Regions from separate parts of the Homo sapiens genome. Here region 1 is linked to region 2. A link is an interaction called in ENCODE POLR2A ChIA-PET data of the cell type or tissue named here. Cell type or tissue: A673. All regions are shown on one strand. Links, peaks and the distances in the headings refer to the core of each region. The heading gives the core; the rest is flanking DNA. Region 1 has its middle 16 kb from the start of MIR4261. Region 2 holds the start of LOC124905972 (a long non-coding RNA gene).

Region 1 (9,526 bases), core at 594-8,593, 210 kb after region 2:
CTGGGACTACAGGCACCTGCCACCACACCTGGCTAATTTTTTTATTTTTTGTAGAGACAAGGCCCCACTATGTTGCCCAGGCTGGTCTCAAACTCCTGGGCTCAAGCAATCCACCCACCTCAGCCTCCCAAAGTGCTGGGATTACAGACGTGAGCCACTGCGCCCGGCCAACACAACCTTATGTCTTTTCTTTTCCTTTCTTATCTTTTCCCTCCCCTCCCCTCCCTCCCTTTCCCTCCCCTCCCTCCCTTCTTTCCTTCCTTCCTTCCCTCTCTTTCCTTCCTTTCTTTTCTTTTCTTTCTTTCTTTTTTCCTTTTATTTTCTTTTCCTTCCTTCCTTCCCTCCTTCCTTCCTTCTTTTCTTTCTTTTCTTTCTTTCTTCTCTTTCTTTCTTTTCTGACAGGTTCTTACTCTGTCACCCAGGCTGGAGCGCAGTGACACAATCTTTGCTCACTGCAACCTCCACCTCCCGGGCTCAAGCAATCCTCCCACCTCAGCCTCCCTCCCTGGGACTACAGGCATGTGCCACTACGCCTAGCTAATTTTTGTATTTTTGTAGACACAGGGTTTCCTCACGTTGCCCAGACTGATCTCAAACTCTTGGACTCAAGTGATCCACCTGCCTCGGCCTTCCAAAGTGCTGGGATTACAGTTGTGAGCCACCATGCCTGGCCAGCACAGCCTTATTTCTAATATGACCAACTAATGGTGCCTGTTTTTGAACTCGAATCGCCATCCACACTGTTGCATGAAGGTGTGGTTCATTTGTTCTCATTGTGGAGTATTCCATTACATGAATATACCACAATTGACTTACCCATTCTCCTCTTGGTAACATCCGGAGTACTCCCAGTTCTGGCTGTTATGAATAGGCTGCTAGGAACATTCTTGTACATGTCTTTTGGTAACTTATGTTTGCATTTTAATTGATTATATGCTGCCTAGAAGTCACACCATGGAGGATACTTGTATCCAGCTTAACTTATACTGCCAAAAACTCCCACTGATGCAGGCCAGGCGAGCCCCAAAATTGGGGCTTACCCCAGGAGGGTTTGTGGCTTCACCCAAGAAAGAAGGTAAGGGCGAGCCAATGGAGTTAGCAGTTTTTATTGAAGCAGCCGTAAACAGCAGCAGCAGCAGCAGAAGGGCTGCTCCCTGTGGGGCAGGGCTACCCCATAGGCAGTGTGCCCGGAGCAGCAGCTCAGAGGTAGTGTGTAGTCAGATTTATTGCCACTTTTAATTACATGCAAATTAAGAGGTGGATTATTCAGAAATTTCTAGGAAAAGGATGGTAGCTTCTGGGTCATCAGGTCATTGCCATGGAAAGGGGCATTAACTTCTGGGTGTCGCCATGGCAATGGTAAACTGACGTGGCACACTGGTGGGTGTGTCTTATGGAAAGCTGCTTCCAGCCATCCCTGTTCTAGCTAGTCCTCAATTTGGTGTGTGTCATGTGAGCCCCTCCTCTGGAGTGGAGGCCTGCCTCCTACTTCCCACCTGCAGCATATGAGAGTTGCAGTTGTTTCAAATCCTTCCTGACATGGGTATTCCCATCTTTTTAACTTTAGCCATTCCTAGGGGTAAGGAGTGTTGTCTCCCTTTGGCTTTAATTTGTATTTCCCCAATGATTAATAAAGTTGAATATTCTCTTATGTGTATATCTTTTTTTTTTTTTTTGATATGGAGTCTCACTCTGTCCCGCAGGCTGGAGTGCAGTGGCACGATCTCAGCTCACTGCAAAGTCTGCCTCCCGGGTTCAAGAAATTCTCCCACCTCCGCTTCCCATGTAGCTGGGATTACAAGTGCACACCACCAAGCCCAGCAAATTTTTGTATTTTTAGTAGAGATGGCACTTCGACATGTTGGCCAGGCTGATCTTGGACTCCTGATCCCAGGTGATCCACCGGCCTCAGCCTCCCAAAGTGCTGGGATTACAGGCATGAGCCACTGCACCTGGCCTGGATATCTCTTCTGTAAAGTGTCTGTTGAGGTCGTTTGCCCGTCCTCCTCTCGGCTTGCCTGTCTTCTTGCTGACTTGAAGGAGTTCTTCATATTCTAATTTCCCATCTCAGGTCAGATTTCTCCTCCCACTCTGCACTCTGGCTTCTCACGCTCTTCGTGGGGTCTTTTGTTAAACAGATGTTCTTAATTTTAATGCAGTCCAATTTATCATTGTTTATTTTGTAGTTAGTGCTTTTTGTGTCCTCTCTAGGAAATATTTGACCACCTCATGCAGATATTTTCCTGTTTCTTTCTAGAAACTGTACTGTTTTGCTTTGCCAATCTGTATCTACAGTCAATCTGGAATTGGCTTTTATGTACGGCATGAAGTAGAGATCAAAATTCACTTTCCATATGAATATCTGCTCAGTCAGCTTGGGCTACTGTAACAAAATATTGAGTGCCTTAAACAACAGAAATTTATTTCTCACAGCTCTGGGGGCTGGAAATCTCACAGCAAGGTGCCGGCAGGTTTGGTGTCTGGTGAGGCCTCTCTTCTTGGCTTGTAGATGGCTGCCCTCTGTGTCCTCACATGGGAGAACCATAAGGGCACCAACCCCAGCATGGGTCTCCACCCTCACGGCCTAACCACCTCCCAAAGGCTCCACCTCCTGACACCATCACATTGGGAGTTAGGGGTTCAACATATGAACCCAGGGGACACAGGCATTCAGTCCACAGTGCTCCACCCTGTGGGCTCACATCACCCCAGTTTCCCACCCTCCCTGGCCTGCAGGCTTTGCGGGTTCCATTTCCCCCACTCCGGCATGAGAGGCAGTGGGTGTGATTGAAAGCAGCAGATCTGCTGTCTATGGGGCCCTGGGGGGTCTGAGAATGGTGGGTCCACCTGCTCCGCAGGCCTGTGTGGAGTCCAGTGAAAGGATATGCTGAAGCTTGGAGCCCAGCGCCCTCTGTGCATTCTTGGTGAGTTCCCACCCAGATAACTTCATTCTGAAACAGGGTCGCTCCAGGGGTGTCCCTGTCTGGAAGGGACTCTGGGTGTCTTGCTGTGAGCACCACGGTGGCTCTCCCTTCACAATGAGGGCTGGGCTTCTCCAGACTCTGCAGTGAGAGAACTGGTTGAGATCCTGGAAGACTGATTGGACAGGAAAGAAAGATTTGGTAACTGAACCAAGATCATCCAACCCATGCCCCCAAATTCACCAAACACATACTGGGCACTAGGGAGCCGGAACATGGCCAAGGGCTGGTTCCTGCCCACAAGGAGGTGGGAGTCCATGAGGGAGAAAGGTCCACAGAGAGATGATTTCGGCACAGGGAGGAGGGCTGGGGCCAAGGCAAGCCAGGCACCATGGGTCACAAGGAGGGGCCCTTGTTCACCCGAGGGAGGGCATTGGCTTGGGGAGAGAGTTACAGGAAGTCTGGAGAAGGACTCCAGGCTGCTGGGCAGCAGGAGCAGGGATGGGGACAGCACAGAGGCTGGGGCAGATTTATCCCACCTGCCCAGCAGAGCCGAGTGGCACAGATTTCAGCTGTGCCCCTGGATAAAAGGGGTGATGGCAGCCAACAACACCAGCTATGGGGACTCTTTGCCACCTTCGCCATTCTGGGAGTAAGCTCTCAGCTACGCTGTGAGCAGTCAAAGCACCGATTCACTGAGCCCAGATTGTATCCGTCTCTGGCTATGCAGGGAGGATCTATTAAGCCCCTTAGGTCTCCACGGACGGGTGGGGCACCACTTCCCACTGAGTGGCATCTAATGGATAATGGGCATTCCCCCAGTAGGAAGATTTGGAAGCCGATCCCAACACACACACACACACACACACGCATGCACGCACACACACGCGCGCGCACACACACACACACATGCAAGCACGTCAGCTGCAGTCCCAGGGAGGCAAAGACAGTTATCAAAAGGAGAGGGTTTTCCAGACAAATATTCCAGAAGCATATTCCCACAAGAAAAGAAGAGACTGGGCAGACAAAACAATAGTGTCTACTCCACAGGAAGCAACATGGAGGTGCTGAGGTGTGTGGGGCAGGGGAGCAGCACCCCCGGCTTTGTACTATAGAAACTACTTTCCAGGCTGGGTGCGGTGGCTCACAGGGGTAATCCCAGCACTTTGGGAGGCCAAGATCAGTGGATCACTTGAGGTCAGGAGTTCAAGACCAGCCTGGCCAACATGGTGAAACCCCACCCCTACTAAAAATACAAAAATTAGCCATGCGTGGTGGTGCATGTCTATAATCCCAGCTACTCAGGGGAATGAGGCAAAAGAATTGCTTGAACCCAGGAGGCAGAGGTTGCAGTGAGCCAAGATTGCACCATTGCACTCCAGGCCCTGGTCGATGGAATAAGACTTCATCTCAAAAAAAAAAAAAAAAGAAAGAAAGAAAGAAAGAAAGAAAGAAACCACTTTCTGCAGCAGGGACTGACTGGGGAGGCCAGTTTGGCCACCAGGAGACAGGACAGGTCTGAACAGGCAGGATCCAGCACGTGGGAGGGAGGCCTTGAGCTGGAGAGGTGGGAGGGAGTTAGCAGGCACAGGGACGGGGCATCTGTTGGATGGGTGAGGGGCTGCGGAGGGCATCCAGGGTGATACGTGAGTGTCTGGCTTGGCACTGGGTGGATTGTGGTACCAGAACCTGAGATAGGCTCACATCAGGAGGGGCCATGGCTGGAGATGAGTTGGGTTTGTCCAGCTGGCAGTTGGATCTATAGCTCTGCAGCTTGGGAGAGAAAGATGCCAAATAAGCCCATGAAATCCTTATTAAAAATATTTTTGTTCACTGAAATTCAATATGAAAACAGCTCATGAAACAAAGAGTGAATCAATAACCCTTTACTCATCTTAAATTAACAAAGATGAGTGGCGTGCAATTACTTTCCATTACAGAATCCTTCTGCCCAAGAGATTCGGTGAGATCCTTGTCAAGAGTTAGGCTTTTAACATGTGTATAGGAAGCATATTCTTTTGTGTCTGCTCATCGATCCAAATGTTTGATGCCTTAATGATTTTATGACTCAGAATTGTTTATTCCTGCCTCCTGGGTCTCACTGCAGTCCCAGCAACACAGAGCAATGTACATTTTCAAAATGGGAAAGGCTCTTGTTGATCTGTATTTAATCTGCTTGGCAGAGCTGAGTGGCTTCCTTCCCAGCCCCTTCCCCTTAGGACTGGGTGGTCTCAGCTCTGCTCTGGATAACCTGGGGCCAGTCACCTGCCATCTACCCACTTGCTGTCCCTTCGGCTTCCTTCTTCTCCCCAAGCATCACTGCAAAAAGCCCCTGCTCTGCCTCTATTGTTTTTCTCTCTTTTCTCTTCCCAATTCCCAATTCCTTCTTTCTCCAATTATTTCTTATGGCTCTTACTTACTATTCATTTATACAAGAACAAAAATTCACATGGATGTGAAAAAGAAGTGAATCTGCTTATTCTAGAATTTCAAATAAGGGAAATTCTAGGGTGGCAGGCACCACTCACCCACTCATAAATTCAACAACTGGTGAATGTTTACTGCATGTCCATGGTAGTCCTGGAGATATCTCGGTGGCCAAAGGAGAGGAAGGCTTTTACCTATAGGAACTTAAAATCCAAAGGAGGATCCAGACTATAACTAACTACATGAATAAATGTGAAATTGCTCATGTGATCAATGTCACAGATGAGGGGACCATGGCACGAGGGGAACATTTAATGGGGGAGAGCTGATATAGTCAGGGAGGTCAAGGCAGGCTTCCTGGAGGAAGTGCCAAATGCACTAAACGATGAGTGTCATGAATTAGACAAAGAAAGAAGGGAAGGACCCACTCTATAGTGAAAACAGCACAGACAAGAGCCTATGTGGGCAAAATGATGGCACCCATGAGGGGCCAAAAGAGTCCAGAGAGGCTGGGGCGGGAGGTGAGTCTGAGAGGTGGGTGGGGACTGAATCATGAAGACCTCTCTAACCTCTTAAACGTTTTTGTCTTGTTTTTATCCCCAGGGTAGTAGGATACCATTTCATGTTTTAAACAGGGGGGAGACTATCAGATTGCCATTCAAAGAGAGAGCCTCGGGTTCGGTGTGGAGAGCGGGCTGAGCAGATCAGAGGGGTTCAGGGGCTGGAAGGCCAATTGCAGGTGGTGAGCAAAATGCAGTGGCAGCTGGGTGGCCATGGAGATGGAGAGAAAAGGGCAGAGATGAAAGAGATTAGGAGGCAAAGATGACAGGACTGGAGGTGACTGGATATGGGGGAGGTGAGGGAGAAGGGGTATCAAGATGATGTCTATGTTTCTGGCCCAAGTGACTGTGGTCATCATCCACAGAGGCCAAAGTCCCAGGAGGCGCTGGGCTGGGAGAGCAGATTGTGAGTCCTTTCTGGACATACTGAGTTTGAGTCGCCTCTGAGACAGCCATTCCCTCTGCACACAGACCTTCCGTCCGAAACCTCTTTCCTTCTTCCTGAAGTGCATTGGTGTGGAGGCCCTTTAGTGAGAGTCTCTTTGCAATAGCTGCTCTCAGCTTTTGTGTATCCGAAAATGGCTTTATTTTGCCCTCATCCTTCAAGAATCTTTTGGATTCTAGATTGTAGTCAATTTCCTTTGTGTATCCAGCTCTGTGTCTTCCATTATTGCTGTTGTGAAGTCAACTGTCAATCTGTTGTTGGTGTTCTGAGGGTAATCTCTCTTGTACTTGCTGCTTTTAAAATCTTCTTGTGGTCTTTGGTGTTCTGCAGTTTCACTCTGATGGATCTAAATATGGATTTCTGTTCATTTATTCTCTCTGAGAATTGTTATGGTTCCTGATCTGAGGATTGGGGCCTGCCTTTGACTATCACATGTCCCCTTCACTGTCTTATCTTCTTCTGGAACTCCGGTTAAGCATGTGTCAGAATTCCTCCTTCCACTGCCACCTTTTTTTGCCTCTCTTTTGTGTTTTTCATGTGTTTGTCTCTGAACTGCATTCTACCTCTTGTTCATACTTCTCTTATTGCTGAGTAGTATCCAAGCTATACATTCCATGGGTACTCTTTCACATAATAGATGTTTAGGTGGCTTATATTTTTAGTTATGGTGAATACAACTATTATGAAAAATCTTATTCAAGTCTTTTTATGCAGATAGATACCTTTTCATTTCTTGTGCATAAATACCCAGAACTGAAATTTCTGGGTCATAGGTTAGACATGTGTTTAACTTTTTTTTTTTTTTTTTGAGACGGAGTCTTGCTCTGTTGCCCAGGCTGGAGTACAGTGGTGCGATCTCAGCTCACTGCAAGCTCCGCCTCCCAGATTCACGCCATTCTCCTGCCTCAGCCTCCTGAGTAGCTGGAACTACAGGTGCCCACCACCATGCCTGGCTAATTTTTTGTATTTTTAGTACAGACAGGGTTTCACCATGTTAGCCAGGATGGTCTCGATCTCCTGACCTCATGATCCTCCCGCTTCGGCCTCCCAGACACCCTCTTGGCCAGGCGCAGTGGCTCATGCCTGTAATCCCAGAACTTTGGGAAGCCAAGGCGGGAGGATCATATGAGGTCAGGAGTTCGAGACCAGCCTGGTCAACGTGGTGAAAACCTCGTCTCCACTAAAAATACAAAAATTATCCAGGGGTGGTGGCAGGTGCCTGTAGTCCCAGCTACTCCAGAGGCTGAGGCAGGAGAATCACTTGAAACCAGGAGGCAGAGGTTGCAGTGAGCGGAGATTGCACCATTGCACTCCAGCCTGGGTGACACAGCAAGACTCCATCTCAAAAAAATAAATAAATAAAATAAAATAAAAATAAAAAGGACCCTCTCAAACTGTGTGTTTGTTTTCCATCCAGCATCTCTGCCATAAATCTTTTTCAGACATCCAAACTGCATATTCCTTGAAACGGAAGGTATCTCTCTCCCTTTCCATGTCTCTCCTCCTGCCTCATTCCCTGAGAAACTAGAACCAGAAAAGTAAAAGAACAGAGCCTTCCCCCACCTCCGAGTGTCCACGAGCAGCAGAGGGAATGGAGAAGAGAATCATTCATCCTGTATGAGGTGGAAGTCTTCATAAGCCCCAATAAGCTGGACTTGAGTCTGAAAGTGAAGAGAAAACTCGGTTCTGCCCCAAAATGTGTTCTGACCTGGGGAGGATGCTGAGTGGGACATACCGAGGGCACTGGCCGCAGATATCACAGGCCCCATTCAAGCTGACTCCCCAGGAGACTGTTCGCTGATCGTCAATACCGAGCCCCACTCACCGCTCAGGCCTCAGCCCCTGCTCCACGCCCCCTCCTCATTTCTCTAAGTCTCCGACCCCTGGCCTCCAGCTGAACTAGCCAGGACAATAGACAAGATTCAGGGTGAAGCAGACAGATTCTGAAGAGACGGTAAGGACAAAGAAGGCTTAGGGAGCTGGGCACTGAAAACAAAAGTTTGCTGGATTCGAAGCAGACCACGTGGGGTTGCTTGTAACCACTGCGTCTGACTTTGCTCACACTATGCCTCGGCTGTGTTAGAGCCGTGCTCCTGGGGACCACCAGGGACCATGCCTATGCTTCCTGTAGGACCCCATAGGACCCACCCAAGGTCTGCACCTGGCTGGTCTTGGCGACGCCTGTTAGTGGCACATGACGACATCTCTGACCACATCAGGACGGGCCGTGGCCTCGGCGTTCAGTGCCACCCATCTTGGAAGAGGAAAAGGGACCCTGAGGCTTGGCTCCCAGCCACAGACTAAGTATCTGCATAGGGCAATTGAGAACAGATGCGGCAATGAGTAATTAAACAAATTAGTCAGCGCAGACGTGTTCACAAAAGCCAGGCAGAATCAATGGGGCGCCGATGCATTAGCGTCCTGTCCCTAATGGCCTCGGATGCTCCCAGCTAGCTGCTCCTCTGAGAGCAAACCGCACCTCCCTGCACCCAGGGCTGGGCACAGCGCTGAGCAGGGCTGGCGGGGTCACAGCCAGTGACCACAGAAGCCAGGTAGGCTGCTCCGGTGGGCTCCATCAGAGACTTGGCTGCTTCTCTGCCAGTGGACAGAGTGGCAGCTGCCCACCAACCGTTCCTCCCTCTCCTCCCCATTTTCTCACACATTCCTCTCCCTGGAGTCTCCTTCCCTGCTCTCTTCACCTAGCTGATGCCTAGGTATCCTTTAACACTCGCCCAGCATCACCTCCTCCAAGAAGGCTCCTCTGATCCCACAGGCTGGATGGGGCCTTTTTCTGGGCTCCCATGCCCATCACGGGTCAGTCTGCCCTGGAGGTTGGGCTCTGCTGTTGGACGAAGCCAGGCCCCAGGTGAAAGAAGTCTATCTTCTGCTTGTCTCAAGCACAGGGGCTCTGTCCCAATGATGGTAGTTGGGATGCAAGCAACAGAAACCCACTCTTGGCTAATTTTAGGGGAAGAGAGGAGTGTGCTAGAAGGCTAAAGTATGCTCAGAAAATCACAAGGACTGCTGAATGGCCTCACCTAGAACAGGGACCAAGCAGCTCTGGGGATCCAGCTAGCAGGAAGCACCAGCAGTCTCTGGGGGTGCACTTGGGGGAGAAAGGCGCAGCCACCATTTGAGTCTTTGTGTCATCAGCCCAAGGCTCAGAGTTCAAA
Region 2 (9,526 bases), core at 875-8,874:
ATCCTGACAGTTCCCCTTGGACACTGGGGCCATCTGGGCAGCTTCTTCTCTCAGGATGGCAGCAAGAGAGGCATGGCCAGCACCCCAGGACCCCAACATCTGGGATCCTTTGATCTCAACCCCTCCAGGTTCAGGGCCACCAGCATGCTTGCCTCCCTGCCCCTAAACATTGTACCCACGGGAATATGGGTATGCCCGATTCTATAAGTGGGGAGACAGTGGCTCAGAGAGGCCACAACATGCCCAGCATCACAAAGCTGCACAGAGGAGCCAGGATACAGCACGGGTGTCCCTGACTGCATCCCGCTCTTCCCTGGGCATGGCAGGCGCCAGGCAGGTGGCGGGCGGGGGTGGCCCTCAGGAGACCAAGAAGCTGCAGAGGGGAGGGGGTGCCCCAAACCACATGGTTTTGCCCCTACCGTGGCGTACACATGCAGCCCCGCCCCCACCCCGCACTACCGTCATTGTTGGTGTCCATCTGCCTGAAGATCTTGTCTGTGCGCTTCTCCGGGGTGGACTCATCCTCCGGCATCTTCATCACAGACGACACCATCTTGTAGATGGCCTGCGGATGGGGGCAATGACACTGTGCTCAGAGGCCCGGGGGCTTGGGCGGGTGCAGCAAGGGTGGGCTTCCGCCCAGCCCACAACAAGGCTCGGAGAGGTCAGGGGCTCCCGGTGGCCTTCGGGACCCTTCCCCAGTGGGGAGAATGTTCCCTAGTGAACCTCACGGGTGTCTATGTGAAGTTCAAGAGCAGAGCTGGCAGAAGGGTTCTACTGGGAGGGTGGTGAGGGTGCTGGTATCTCTGCCTGGGGGTGGGTAGTGCCAGGAAGGTGCCTAAGTGTCCCTGTCGGGGGCTGGGAATGCTGAGGGAGAGTGGTGGTCACAGATGTGTGAAATTCCCCACACTGCCTGCTGAGCTGTGTGCATTTTACTCCATGGCTGTTACCCCTCAGTTTAAAAGAGACTGAGTCCCTGAAACTCACAGGGCAAGCCCCATCACCAGCCCCGACAGGACAGGAAGCAGCAGCACTGGGGTCTCCATGGCCTGTTTAGGGCACTGTCAGCCGAGGGCTCAGTCTAGCCACTGGTCTCTCTGCGTGTCTCTGCCTGAGTGGCCCAGCCTGGGGCATGTGACTCTGTGCTGCTGGTGGGTGTACAGAGGAGACGGTGATGGGACTGGTGAGTGGCCACTGAGCAGAGTGACATGCGTGGGGAGTGGTGGCACTGCTGTGGGATTTTCTGAGCACTCCACGTGAAGGTGGCTTGATATTCTCATTCCTGACAACAGACCATTTTCTCATTGTGAGAAAGAGGTAGCAACCAAGTGTCCCATGAGAAACACCACCCAGCCGGCCAGGGAGCCATCGATGGCGTCGGGGGAAGGCTTTCAGGGTTTGGGGACTTGGTTTGGGGGCTGTCCCGTTTGGACAGAAGTGGCTGCTCCTCACTGCTTGGAACAGTTCTACCAGTGCCTTGATGTTCTGACCAAGCCTCTGCACGGCCAGTGACAGGCACACCTATTTGCAAAGGGTAAGGGTTAACACACAGGACAGGACGGGTGATTCCTGGGGAATAGAATTCTTACTTCCGCCACTGCATGAAGCTAAGAGCCAGAAAGTGACGACAGTACCAGAGTTCCCCGAGCCCATGTTAATTTACTCTGACAGTGTGAAAACCATCTACGTGGGAAATGGGTCGCTCATTCCTGAGGCGGGCCACTGCTGCTGCAGAAGTTCACGGATTTGATACCCGCTACTGGAGGCCCACCCCTGAAGTTCCCTACCATGGGACCACCCCTTCTGAAGAGTTCCATTTTTTTCTTATTTTGCTTTTGGTCTTTTTGGAGGCAGGGTCTCACTCTGTCACCCAGGCTGGAATGCAGCAGTGCAATCACAGCTCACTGTCACCTTGAACTCCTGGGCTCAAGCAATCCTCCCATCTCAGCCTCCCAAGTAGCTGGGACTACAGGTGCATGCCACTATGCCCTGCTACTCTTTTAATTTTTTATAGAGATGGAGTCTCACTATATTGCCCAGGCTGGTCTCAAACTCCCGGGCTCACGCGATCCTCCAGCCTCGGCCACCCAAAGTGTTGGGATTACAGGCCTGGCCATGAGTTCTAGAATTGGATGCTCCTGGGCTCAGGGAGGCACTCAGGGGAATGCCAGGGAGGGGCAGCTCTGCTCTCTACTCTCTCTCGCATACCTAGGCACCTGGCCAAGTGAACAAAACTTGGTTTCCTTCTGAAACATGGCCTTTCTGCTAGAGCTGTTGATAGGCATGAAGGTGAAGAGATGCCTCCTAAAGTGACGTCTTTCCCGTGCTGAGCTGATTCTCGTGATCGTTAATGCTTCAGTTTTACTTGATGACTGCGCATTCCTGGGGACATCACAAGCTATCTGTTGAGTTCTCAAATCCAGGGCTTTCCCCAGGTCTTGGCAGGTACCTCTTGCAAGTGCCAAGGAGCCCAGCAATCATACAATTCTTGGCCAGGCACGGTGGCCCATGCCTGTAATCCTAGCACTTTGGGAGGCTGAAGGCAGATCAACTGAGGTGAGGAGTTTAAGACTAGCCTGGCCAACATGGTGAAACCTCGTCTCTACTAAAAATACAAAAATTAGCTGGCTGCGGTGGCACATACCTGTAATCCCAGCTACATGGGAGGCTGAGACAGGAGAATCTCTTGAACCCAGGAGGTGGAGGTTGCAGTGAGCCGAGATCATGCCACTGCACTCCAGCCTGGGCGACAAAGTGAGACTCCATCTCCAAATATATATAAAATATAATTTTTAGAAATTCATCTATTTGAGTCTCAGACTTTGTAAAATGCAGAGAATGACCCACGTTGTTGGGTTATGAAGATGAAAACGGATCAAAGTGCTCCACCCGGCCCTGATGTATAGCAAGTGATCAATAAACATTGGCTTTTACCATTGCCCTTTGCAAGGGTCTGCCCAATCAGGTGACAACTGCTCACTTTCCAAAGTGCACCAGGTAGCAACCTGGCCAAGAAAGACCCAATGTCGAGTGAACATAAAGAACACAGGGAGGCCAGGCACGGTGGCTCACACCTGTCATTCTAGCACTCTGGGAGGCTGAGGCGGGCAGATCGCTTGAGCCTAGGAGTTCAAGACCAGCCTGGATAATGTGGCAAAACCCTCTCTCTACCATCAAAAATACCAAAAAAATTAACAGGGCATGGAGGTGCTCAAGAGGCTGAAGCGGAAAAATCACCTGAGCCCAGGAGGCAGAGGTTGCAGTGAGCTGAGATAGTGCCACTGCACTCCAGTCACTAGAGCAAGATTCCTGTCTTAAAAAAAAAAAAAAAAAAAAAAGCCCTGGGCTGGGGGCTGGGAGCTGGGAGGGGACCTGGGCCCGCGGTGAGACCCGGGGCCTCGGGCGCCGGTACCTGCACGATCTCCAGCATCTCGCTGCGGCTGATGTAGCCGTTGCCGTCCAGGTCGTACATGCTGAAGGCCCACTTGAGCTTCTGCTCCAGCTTGCCCCGCGAGGTCACGCTCAGCGCAATGATGAACTCCCGGAAGTCGATGGTGCCGTCGCCGTTGGTGTCGAAGGTGCGGAAGACGTGCTCGGCGAACTTGGAAGCGTCGCCGTAGGGGAAGAAGTTGGCGTAGATCTTCTTGAACTCGTCCACGGTCAGGTGGCCGGTGGGGCAGTCCTTGAGGAAGCCCTTGTACCACTCCTGCAGCTCGTGGTCGGTGAACTCCGTGTTCTCCCGCAGGTCCTGCAGCACCTCGGGCCGCAGCTTGCTGTTCTGTTTGCCCATGGCGGCTGGCGGCGGCGACTACACCTGCAAGACAGGGGGTCAGCCGGGGACGCCACCCACGGCCACGGAGCAGGGCTGAGCCATGTGCCGGAGAGACCAAATAAGCCCATCGCTGTGCAAGCGCTGCGACTCAGCAACTCCCGGGTCCCCCATCGGAAGGCATGCCGCTATCTTATGGACCACCAAGAAGGCCAAGAGACTCTAATTATATCACGACAGCTCACCCTCACACTGCGGGACACGTTCTCACTTGGAGAATGTGGAAATGCGGGGGGGAAAATGCAACTTAAAATCAGTGGAACAGGGCATCATCCGGTGCCCACCAGGGGTTGTACGAGAGGCGAAGATTAAAATCAGTTCTTACTTTCATCCCCCTCATCAGCTCCTGGCAAAGTGGCCACCTCAGCCACATCCCAGACTCTTTGGGGCAGTTCTTCCCTCTTTCAGGCATCACATTATGTTTTTATCTTTAGAAGAGGCGTCTAGAAACTTTCAGGGAGTCACCCCCACCCACCTTCTTTATTTGTTTATTTGTTTGTTTCTTTTGAGATGGAGTTTTGCTCTTGTCGCCCAGGCTGCAGTGCAGTAGCAGGATCACAGCTCACTGTAACCTCCGCCTCCCAGGTTCAAGCAATTCTCCTGCCTCAGCCTCCTGAGTAGCTGGGATTACAGGCATGCACCACCGCGCCCAGCTAATTTTTTGTATTTTTAGTAGAGACAGGGTTTCACCATGTTGGCCAGGCTGGTCTCGAACTCCAGACCTCAGGTGATCCACCTGCCTCGGCCTCCCAAGGTGCTGGGATTACAGGTGTGAGCCACTGTCCCCGGCCCACCCTCTTTATTTTGCCTTTGATAAACTGCCCCGGGTGGGAGGAGGATCTGGAATTAGCTCTAGGCAGTAAATGATGTTCTGAATGGAACCAGGGAAAAATGAGGCACCTGTGGGAACGAGGAACTGCTCTGCTCAAAACCATCCCCCAGGGCGGTTCTCCACAAGTCCTGAATGCAAGACTGATCAACCGGCATTCACACGGCTGCCACTGCACCACCTCATGTTATTTTCTTACATTAACAGTTAACTGATATACAGGGCGTGATAATTTTTGAAGTACATGGAAGAATGAGAAATAAAAAGATGTCTCCTACCCTAGCCACAGTGGCAACCACTTTGAACTCTGTGTTTGTGAATTCTAAACAGTAGGCACCAGCTCTCCATTATGAAAGGTAAGACAGACCACCCACACTGCCCACCACTTCCTTTCTTCTCTGCCTCTATCCCAGGGTTGTTTTTTTTTTTTTTTTTTTTTTTTTGAGATGGAGTCTCACTGTGTTGCCCTTCCAGGCACTTATGAGGAGTGTGCAGTGGTGTGATCTCGGCTCACTGCAACCTCCACCTCCTGGGTTCAAGCAATCCTCCCAACTCAGCCTCCTGAGTAGCTAGGATTATAGGCATGCACCACCACACCTGGCTATTTATTTATTTATTTATTTATGTATTTTTAGTAGAGACAGGGTTTCACACTATGTTGGCCAGGTTGGTCTCAAACTCCTGACCTCAAGTGATTCGCCTGCCTTGGCCTCTCAAAGTGTTAGGAGTATAGGCATAAGCCACCACGCCCAGCCCATCCCAGGTTTTATAGTACATACATGTTTTTGTTTTTACTTATCCTCTCTATATCAATCAATCAATCTATCTATCTATTTTTTATTTATTTATTTTTTGAGACAGGCTCTCACTCTGTCACCCAGGCTGCAGTGTGTGATCATGACTCACTGAAGCCTTGACCTCCGGTGCTCAAGTGATCCTCCCACCTCAGTCTCCTGAGTAGCTGAGACTATGGGCACACACCACCACACCCAGTTAATTTTTTTTTTTTTTGTAGAAACAGGGCCTCACTATTTTGCCCAGGCCAGTCTCAAGCTCCTAGCTTCAAGCAGTCCTCCCACCTTGACCTCCCAATGTGTTGGGACTACAGCCGTGAGCCAAGATGCCAGGTGTTTTTACTTATCTTTATGACTTTATCTTTCAAAATTCCAAACACACATTCACCTTGACCCAGCCATCCCACTTCCAGAAACATCTAATGATACTCCCACCTGTGCAAATAATCTGTGCAGGTGGCCATTGCCTACGTGGTCTGTAACAGCAAACTACTCAGGTGCCCATCTTACGTACTCATAAGAAATAATCTTCAAGGTGTATTTTTATGTGAAAAGAGAAGCTGCACAACAGCAAGCAGAGCTTGTTACCATTTATGAGAAAAGAAGACAAACATACGTGCTTGTGTGTTTGTGCTCTGGAAGGGCTTATGAGGAAAGAATAACATTGGCCGGGAGGGAGAGAGACGGCTGGGTGGACATGGGCCCTGGGGACTTTTTTTTTTGTTTTTTTTTGAGAGGGAGTTTCGCTCTTGTCACCCAGGTTGGAGTGCAATGGAGCGATCTCAGCTCACTGCAACCTCCGCCTCCTGGGTTCAAGCGATTCTTGTGCCTCAGCCTCCCAAGTAGCTGGAATTACAGGTATGCACCACCATGCCCAGCTAATTTTTGTATTTTTAGTAGAGATGGGGTTTCACCATGTTGGCCAACCTGGTCTCGAACTCCTGACTTCAGGTGATCCACCTGCCTCAGCCTCCCAATGTGCTGGGATTACAGGTGTGAGCCACTGTGCCCAGCCCCTGGGGACTTTTTATTAAGAGAGAGGATTCTTCTCTCCTCCTGGCCAGTTAAGCCCAGCTCTGGATATGCAGCCACAGGAGGCCAGCCTCTCCAACTGCAGTTTGCCCCAGACGAGGACAAGCATGGCCCCTGTTTCATGGAGGAGTTGAGGAATCACATCAGACTCAGAACAATGTGCAGATAGGGGACCCCTGCACCCCCTGCCTCCATCATCCAGAAATATGACCCACCCTGGGGCTTGGGGATGACGCCTGCCAGCATGCTCTAAAGGGCTCAAAAAAGTCCTGGTTCTAACATGCAGCTAGTTCACTTTAGAAACTCAATTAATTCACAAGAGGAAATGGCCATAGAGATTTCTACATGGAAAAAAAAAAAAAGGGAATGTAAAATCAGAAGATCACTACTACCAAAATACCTGACAGAAGAGAAAAAACAACAAAGATGCTACTGAGGTTTTTGGTTTGTTTGTAGAGATAGGGATCTTGCTATGTTGCCCAGGTTGCTCGAACTCCTGGCCCCAAAGTGATCCTCCCACTTTGGCCTCCCAGAGTGCCTGACAAGACTGCTATCCTGTTGGAAGAGCTCTGGACCTGGCTTGGAGATGTGGGCTCCCTCTGGATTCTGCTGTCACTGACAGCTCTCGGGTCTCACCCAGGTGAGCTCTGGACTCCTTCCTGTGTTGCCTTGGCGGATCCCAGACAGCTCTGTGCCCAGAAAGCCCCCCTCCGGCTGTCAGGGCTGTGTCCCCCAGAACTGCACAGTGCCCAGGGCATCGCTCACTGGGGCAGTTCCACTTCCTAGGCCCAGATGCATGGGTTGAATCATGGCCCGCCTAAAAGATGTTGAAGTCCTAACTCCCAGTATCTGTGAATGTGAATTAGGGTCTTTGCAAGGACCTATTTGCAAAGGTAGCCTGAGGACCTGAGGTTACCTTGACTGCCGCTAAGCCCTGAGGTGGTGGGAACCCTCCTGACCACTGAGTTTGAGGGCCTGGGCCATTGTGAAGGACCAGCCTTGCGTGGCACCTGAGGGAGAACCCACAGATGGACGGCAGAAGGACAGGTAGAGGATGGATGCCCAGCCTGAGGCCCTGCAGCACCCGTGGTGGCTCCTCCTGTGCTTTCTGCCCTGGCCCTCGGGTTGCTGTGTGGGGCCACTGAGTCAGCAAAGACGTACACACGCAGAGCCCATGGAGCTCGCTAGGTGTTCACATGTCACTTCCACAAACAAGTCCTGGGTGGCACCAAGCCAGGCTCCGGGGCACAGGGGAAAGGCATTGAGTGTGGGCTCAGAGCCAGTTCCACCCACCCCTGCTCGGGGGACCTTGGGGAGGTGGTCAACTTCCTGGAGCTCTGGACTCCCCCCGAATAACAGGGATGGCAGGGTGGTCGTGATGATCAAGAGGAGGCCTGGGGCACCCGACCAAACCGCATGTGGCTCCTTCACCATGCGGAAGCTTTTCCAGAACTTCCTGTGTGTCAGAGGGAGTGTGGGCAGTGAACAAAACCCATACGGTCCTTGCCTCGGGGGCCGACACCACACGGGGAGCACGGGGGTGAGAAGGAGAGGGGAGATGGCTCATAGGCGGGGCATGGATCTGTGGATGGCTGCCCCAGAGAACCCCCAAACTGATAGAACATGGCAAGTGTCCTAGGAGCGCTTATGAGGATGAGGAATAACTGGTTTTATGGGAAGGGAGGGATGGGGGTGCGGGGCACCTGGGAGGTTGAGCTAAGCTGTGGAGTAGGGAATGACCTCCCAGCCCCTCCAGCTCCCGCAGTCAGGCCAGTGAGTGGCAAAACAAGCAGCTGCAGCAGGTTGCCTGAGGCTCCCAGGCAGCGTGAGGCACACCCAGCCCAGGGCCGGCCCTCCATGCGGCCTGGGGCAGAAGTCCCACCTCTCCAAGTCTGCAGAACCAGGCAGGGGTTGACCCACCGGGCTGTCCCACTCTGCGCTATGTCCCTCAGAGCACTGAGACTCAAGCTGGGGCACCCCCAAACCCTGCACATCTCCACTTGGTCATTCCTAGGCTTCAAAAGGGCCCATTTTCCCATCCCTTCGTCAGCTCAGCTGCTCTCAAGGCTTTCTATTGTCCACACTCCTCTCAAACTGTGGCGTTCTTGCAGCCAGCATCTGGAGGGGAAAGCAGGGTTTGTCTTAGGTGTCTCTAGTTCAGCCTCCCGTCTGCCGCTGTAACAGCAGCAGCGCACGTGCAGAATGGACCAGTACGTGAGAAGGCTGTGTTCTGCACCTGCTTGTCCTCATTCCTCACTCCTTTCAGCTGAAAGGTGATGACGTTCCTCCTGGCAGCATGTCCGTGTGTGGTTTAAGGGGATGGCATCGTACTCCTCTCTGGCACGTGGCCAGAGAGAACCAGCTGTGAGCAGAATGAGACAGCTGCTGCTATGGCCTCAACTGTGCTTCCCCCAAATTCCCATGTTAAAGTCCTAACCCCAGGTCCCTCAGAATGGGACTGTACTTGGAAACACAGTCTTTAAAGAGGTCATTAGGTTAAAATGAGGTCACCAGGGTGGGCCCTAATCCAATATGACTGGTGTCCTTATAAGAAGAGGAGATGAGGACACAGACACACAGGGGAAACCGTGTGAAGGCACAGCAAAATGACAGCCATCTGCAATTCTAGGAGAGGGGCCTCTGGAGGAAACAACCCTGCCAACACCCAACCCTGCCAACACCCAACCCTGCCAACACCTTGGACTTCTGGCCTCCAGACCGTGAGAAAACAGAGTTCTGTAGTTTAAGTGCCCAGTCTGCAGTCCCGTGTTACAGTAGCACAGCAGCCACCCTTGGGGAACTGACCTACAGCTGACAAACATGTGTTATCGGTGTCTCTGGGGCAGGAGTGATGCCAGGTACGTTACACCTGCTCTCAGCAGGGACAGCCAGAAGCAGCAACCATGGCCTGTGGGGCCCATTTTGTCAGATACTTTACCTATTAGTCACGCTTCACCACAAGTAAACCAACCCTGGGAGAGCCCCGGAACCTCTGAGAGGCAAAGCCAGGGCTTGGACCCAGGCGGTCTGGCCTCCTCCCCA

Evidence for each region. ChIA-PET counts read pairs that join two places held together with the same protein. Peaks named below come from ENCODE experiments on the same cell type or tissue, not always from the same donor. Only the 100,000 strongest peaks of a DNase experiment are listed, where the experiment ranks them.
Region 1: POLR2A ChIA-PET joins it to region 2 with 13 read pairs; 2 of 35 experiments call an interaction of 5 or more read pairs at or near these places.

Annotation. Positions count from the first base shown.
Region 1 is chr2:10,203,881-10,213,406 of GRCh38, reverse strand. It overlaps a transcript of RRM2 not described here. Among named protein-coding and RNA genes, the nearest start is that of MIR4261, 16 kb to the right of the region's middle. In A673, for the core only: no CTCF peak of the experiment used is centred there; no DNase peak of the experiment used is centred there.
Region 2 is chr2:10,414,022-10,423,547 of GRCh38, reverse strand. It overlaps HPCAL1 (hippocalcin like 1), which reads right to left. Exons shown (of 5, transcript NM_002149.4): 3 at 3,413-3,814; 4 at 460-565. The coding sequence starts at 3,790. It overlaps LOC124905972 (a long non-coding RNA gene), which reads left to right and starts at 5,083. Exons shown (of 3, transcript XR_007086211.1): 1 at 5,083-9,526. RefSeq lists enhancers at 3,114-3,701, 3,702-4,289. In A673, for the core only: no CTCF peak of the experiment used is centred there; no DNase peak of the experiment used is centred there.